2 separate regions of the Homo sapiens genome follow, and region 1 is linked to region 2. A link is a loop called in an ENCODE intact Hi-C map of the cell type or tissue named here. Cell type or tissue: GM12878. All regions are shown on one strand. Each heading gives the region's core, and the rest is flanking DNA. Links, peaks and the distances in the headings are about the cores only. Region 1 overlaps CHST12 (carbohydrate sulfotransferase 12). Region 2 overlaps SNX8 (sorting nexin 8).

What was found. A loop is a pair of places that touch in the nucleus more often than their neighbours do. Peaks named below come from ENCODE experiments on the same cell type or tissue, not always from the same donor. Only the 100,000 strongest peaks of a DNase experiment are listed, where the experiment ranks them.
Region 1: it touches region 2 in a loop (3-fold over the local background); 1 of 110 quality-filtered maps calls a loop at or near these places.

Annotation. Positions count from the first base shown.
Region 1 is chr7:2,407,419-2,410,325 of GRCh38, forward strand. The region is part of intron 1 of CHST12 (carbohydrate sulfotransferase 12); the gene reads left to right. Among named protein-coding and RNA genes, the nearest start is that of CHST12, 5.3 kb to the left of the region's middle. RefSeq lists enhancers at 1,317-1,376, 1,387-1,506. In GM12878, for the core only: a CTCF peak has its summit at 1,479 (motif pointing left); no DNase peak of the experiment used is centred there; H3K27ac peaks cover 116 bases.
Region 2 is chr7:2,298,070-2,300,976 of GRCh38, forward strand. The region is part of intron 1 of SNX8 (sorting nexin 8); the gene reads right to left. Among named protein-coding and RNA genes, the nearest start is that of SNX8, 15 kb to the right of the region's middle. In GM12878, for the core only: no CTCF peak of the experiment used is centred there; DNase peaks (open chromatin) are centred at 1,232, 1,988 and 2,212; H3K4me3 peaks cover 2,015 bases; H3K27ac peaks cover 2,344 bases.

The DNA of each region.
Region 1 (2,907 bases), core at 324-2,823, 110 kb after region 2:
GCCTGGGTGACAGAGCAAGACCCCATCTCTAAAAAATAAAATAAAATACATTTTAAAAAGTTTCCAGAAGAAAAAAATAGGGAAAACAGGATGAAATTCACAAAATAATTTCCTAGAACCCAAACTTTCTGGGTTAAAGAGGCTCACCCAGTGGCCAGTACCACGGGTGAAAATGCAGGTATCCTTCACTTTCATAGCCTCTTCACTTCTCAGCTTGGATATTAAAAGCTTGGGAAGGCTGGGTGTGGTGGCTCATGCCTGTAATCCCAGCAATTTAGGAGGTAGGTGAATCACTGAGGTCAGGAGTTCGAGACCAGCCTGGCCATCATGATGAAACCCCATCTCTACTAAAAATACAAAAATTAGCCAAGCATGGTGGTGGGTGCCTGTAATCCCATACTCAGGAGGCTGAGGCAGGAGAATTGCTTGAACCCAGGAGGCGGGGGTTGCTGTGAGCCCAGATCGTGCCACTGCACTCCAGCCTGGGCAATAGAATGAGACTCCGTCTCAAAAATAAAATTTAAAAAATTAAAAGTCTGGGCAGCAAACTTGGATAGTGAGAGAGGCTGAGTTTCAGATAAAGACTAGTGAGAGCTTGGGAGGGGAAGGATTTATTTGAAAGCATGTCTGCAGCTGTTGACCCCAGAATTTGGATAGTGAGAGTTCAGAGGCCAGGCGCTGTGGCTCACGCCTGTAATCCCAGCACTTTGGGTGGCCGAGGTGGACGGATCACTTGAGGCCAGGAGTTTGAGACCAGCCTGGCCAACATAGTGAAACCCTGGCTAATACAAAAATTAGCCAGGTATGGTGGCAGGTGCCTGTAATCCCAGCTGCCCAGGAGGCTGAGACAGGAGAATTGCTTGAACCTGGGAGGCGGAGGTAACGGTAAGTGGAGATCATGCCATTGCACTCCAGCCCGGGCAACAAGGGTGAGACTCCGTCTCAAAAAAAAAAAAAAAAAAAAAAAAAAAAGATCCTTGCGTACCCTCTCCAGGACATACTGTTGTGAAATCTCAGAACAAGAGGAGAAAGTAAAAACAAATCACAAATAGGTCATCACAGGTCAAGAGGCAGAAGGTTAGAACATGTGGAAAAAGGCAGAAGAACTAACTACAATTAAAATGAAAAGAAGCAGAAGGGCTTGGGCTTTTTCAAAGCAGCACTGGGTGGCAGGAGACGGGAGGGCCTTGCTTGAGAAATTCTGAAGGATGCATTTGCAGCCTGGAAGTCTACACTCAGGCAAGGGAGGGTAGGGTAAAGACAACTTCAGACTTGCTCCCAGATTTGTTCCTCATGCTTTAAGGAGGTGATTGGCAGATGTAGTCTCCCCAGATGAGGCAGTAAGTCTAGACTGAGAGAGACTGGCTGGTGGGAACAGGATTTCCCCCAGGTGAGAGGTGAGAAGAACCTGCTGAAGGGAAATCCCAGCCAGGTGCTGGTGTGAAGAGCAGACATGTCCTGACCCCAGCTGGTCAGAGGCTCCAAGAGGAGATTCTTTGGGAGAAGATGAAATTAGCAGGACACCTGACATGCTGCAGCATCTGGAGAGGAGTTGATACAGTTGGCAGAGTTGGGGCGGGATTAGTGATAAGTACTAAACAAAGCAAATGAAAACACAAGGCTGTTATTAGTTCCAGGGAAAATAAACCATCGTGCGGGAAACGAAAAATAATTATGGTGTACTACAAGGCGCAGCTGTGGATAGCCTCGCCGCAATGATAGTAATTTATGTAAACACTGACTGCTGCTCTAATTGAAATTATGATGCACCTGGGCAGAGAAGGTGTGGGGAGGAGAGCGCTGCATTTTCGCCTGTCGCCTTGGGAAGTCAGTCGCTAATGCCCCAAGCTGAACAACCAAGGTTCACTCTGAAGGCAGACATTAAAAGAATTAGCTAAAAAGAATTATGGAGCGGGTAGGGCGTGGTGGTTCGCACCTGTAATCCCAGCACTTCAGGAGGCCGAGGCAGGAGGATTGCTTGAGTCCAGGAGTTCAAGACCAGCCTGGGCAACATGGCGAAACCCTGTCTCTACTGAAAATACAAAAATTAGCCAGACATGGTGGCCTGTGTCTGTCTCAGCTCCTTGGGAGGCTGAGGTGGGAGGATCACTTCACTTGAGCCCAGGAGGTGGAGATTTTAGTGAGCTGAGATCGAGCCATCACACTCCACTCTAGCCTGGGTGACAGAGCAAGATCCTGTCTCAAAGAAAAAAAAAAAAAAAGAATCATGGAGAAGGGCGGAGGTGAGAAAGGGAAGCAGGGACAGAGACTGTTGAGTTTCTTAATAAACTTCACCTCACGGAATGATTTCACTCTTTCATGGATATGTATGTGTGGCATTGAATTGACCCAAATGGGAACAGTCTCAGATGGGCTTTCTGCTCTGATGGAATGGCGGCCCTCGCCTGCCTCTGTGCACAGGCCCTGTTAACAGGGAGGGTTTCCTTGCTCTGATTTCCTCTTGGTTATTGTCATTGTTCTCTGTATGCTGTCTCGTCGTTGTGGTCATTTATCAGAGATTCTGAGCACTTTTTTTTTTTTTCCTTTCAGGCAGAGTCTCACTCTGTCACTCAGGCTGGAGTGCAGTGATATGATCTCATTGCAGCCTCTGTTTCCTGAGTTCAAGCAATTATGATTACAGGCCTGAGCCGCCACGCCCGGCCGAGCGCTTTCTTTCGTCGTTTTCCAAGGGGGTTTTAAAACATACCGACCAGTAGAGAGAGCAGTATTATACATCATCCTTCACCTGTCCCCAAGTTTCAGAAATTAGGCAATCAGAGTTTGTCTGGTTTTTGTTAGAACATCACCTCTTTCTTGAGCAAGTACTGAGTGCCAGATGCTACTGTAAGCCTTGAGAATACCCGCTGTGAGGCAGGACGAGGACCTCCCTTTTAAGTCAGTGCAGGA
Region 2 (2,907 bases), core at 130-2,629:
AATGTTAAAGCACCTAGCATGGTGCCCAGGGCCCAAGCTTTTCTTTATTCTTATTTTTAGAGAGGATCTCGCTCTGTCGTGCAGGCTGGAGTACAGTAGTGCGATCACAGCTCGCACAGTGCGAGATCACCTCGAACTCCCAGGCTCTAGTGATCTTCCTGCCTCAGACTCCCGAGTAGCCGGGGCTACAGGCCTGCCCCATCATGTGCAGCTAACTTTTTATTTTTTTTGTAGAGGCAAAGTCTCACTATGGTGCCCAGGCTCTGAACTTTTCTTTTTCGTTTTATTTTTGGTTTGGGTTGTTTTGTTTTGTTTTTTGAGACGGAGTCTCATTCTGTCCCCCAGGCTGGAGTGCAGTGGTGCAATCTCGGCTCTCTGCAACCGCAGCCTCCCAGGTTCCAGCAATTCTCCTGCCTCAGCCTCCCGGGTAGCTGGGATTACAGGCATGCACCAGCACGCCCAGGTAATTTTTGTATTTTTAGTAGAGACGGGGTTTCACCATGTTGGCCAGGCTGGTCTCGAACTCCTAACCTCAGGTGATCCACCCGCCTCAGCCTCCCAAAGTGCTGGGATTACAGGCATGAGCCACCACACCCAACCTGGGTTTTGGTTTTGTTTTTGTTTTTTGTTTTTTGTTTTTGAGATGGAGTCTTGCTCTGTCCCCCAGCCTGGAGTGCAGTGGCACGATCTCAGCTCACTGCAACCTCCACCTCCCAGGTTCAAGAGATTCTCATACCTCAGCCTCCCGAGCAGCTGGGATTACAGGCACATGCTACCACGCCTAGCTAATTTTTTGGATTTTTGGTAGAGACAGGGTTTCGCCATGATGGCCAGGCTGGTCTCGAACTCCTGACCTCAAGTGATCCTCCCACCTCGGCCTCCTAAAGTGCTGGGATTACATGCGTGACCCACCATGCCTGGTCTGAGCTTTTCTTTTTTAATGGGCCTATACTCCTGATACCAAATTCCCAGATCAAACCACAGACAGAGCAAGCTGCTGACCAGGGTCAGGGCTCCCCAGAGAGCTAGGTTCCTCGATAGGACAACGGCATCTTGTTCTCATCAGGAACCAGACCACGCCTGAGGTTCCGTGGATGATTACAAACAGAGCACGGGCCATCCATCGCTGAGACCCAGGGAACTGCATATGAACCCCCCACGCACACCCACACACAAGCAGGACATGGGAGATGCAAGAGACCAGACCACAAAGGGGAAAAAAAAAATCACTGGTTCCACGTCACAAAACTGAAGTGTGGTGCTGGAAATACTCACCGCTCAGATGATTTCCTCTGACTCAAATCAGAGTCAAGGGACAAGCGGAGCCAGCCAAGGACATCAGAGCCATCCGTCCCACCAATCCCCCGGAACCCCCTTCTGAAAGGGCCCATTGGACTTCAGCTCATTCCTCAAAACACCTCTCGGGTCTCTCATTTCGGGAATGTTTATCTGAGGGGAGGCCCAGCGATTTGTTCCGGAGTTAAAAAGGAATACTATTTTAGCAAATTGGGGGAATCTTGGAATAACCTACCAAGTAGGAGTTTGGAGTTCCAAAAAGAGTCCTCGTCTCTGTTTAACTAAATGCCACCCATGCCTGGTTTCTTGCGTTTTCTTTTTTAACCCTCCTCCTGGCTGGTGGTTGGTTTGGTCTGAAAGTGACTCCGGTTTTTTTCTAGGGTCTCCTGACATGAAAGTGAAAAGATTCCAAAATATCTGACGGGGCTAAGTCTGTCTTGATCCTCATAGAGGCCAAATGGAGAAGAACCTTCATTGGCCACCAAATAAGGTCCCTCCAAGAAAATTCCAAGCAGTCAGCCAGCATAATGGGCCAAGTGAGATACAATTAAATCCATTTCAGCAAACCTTGATTGATCTATGGCAAGCACAGCAAGGAAGAAGGCGCACTTCCTTCTCCTGGCTGCCTTAAGGGTAGACAACAAGGAACGCAATTAATCAACCAGAAAATGTAACGCCTCAGAAGTCAGCAAGAACAAATTAGGAACTGTGAAAAATGTCACAGGAAGAGAAATATTTAGTCAGTTTTTCCCCCACGGCTAAATTTGCACTGAACACGAAGACCTAGTTTTCCATGCACAGAAGGCTGGACTCTCATCTGGTGTCTTACAGACCCCAAAACTCCAAGATTGGTTAACCAGGATGCTCAGATTATCTTAACGCGTTTAAGGGAACTCAGCCTGTGCCTCACAAAATTCAAGAAGTGATTTGTTTTTTCAGAGCTGACAATTCAAGGAGATTTTATGTTGAACTCAACTGGAAACAGACTGTCTACACCCAGTTGTCCAGAATGAACTAAATATTTTCAGTAGACACGTTGCAAAGCTTTCTCTCTTTTTTTTGGAGACAGAGTCTTGATCTGTTGTCACCTAGGCTGGAGTGCAGTGGCACGATCTTAGCTCACTGTAGCCTCAGTCTCTTGGGCTCAAGCGATCCTCCTGCCTCAGCCTCCCAAGTAACCGGAACTACAGACACGTACCACCATGCCTGGCTAATTTTTTCATTTTTTTGTAGAGAAAAGGTCTCGCTATGTAATGCCCAGGCTGGTCTTTTTTTCTTTTTTTTTTAAATTATTGAGACAGAGTTTCATTCTTGTCACCCAGGCTGGAGTGCAGTGGTGCAATCTTGGCTCCCTGCAACCTCCACCTCCTGGGTTCAAATGATTCTCCTGCCTCAGCCTCCCGAGTAGCTAGGATTATAGGCGCATGCCACCACGCCCAGCTAATTTTTGTATTTTTAGTAGAGACGGGGTTTCACCATGTTGGCCAGGCTGTTCTCGAACTCCTGACCTCAAATGATCTGTCTACCTTGGCCTCCCAAAGTGCTGGGATTACAGGCGTGAGTCACTGTGCCCAGCCCCTGTTGTGGAGCTTAAACCCAACCTCGAACGAG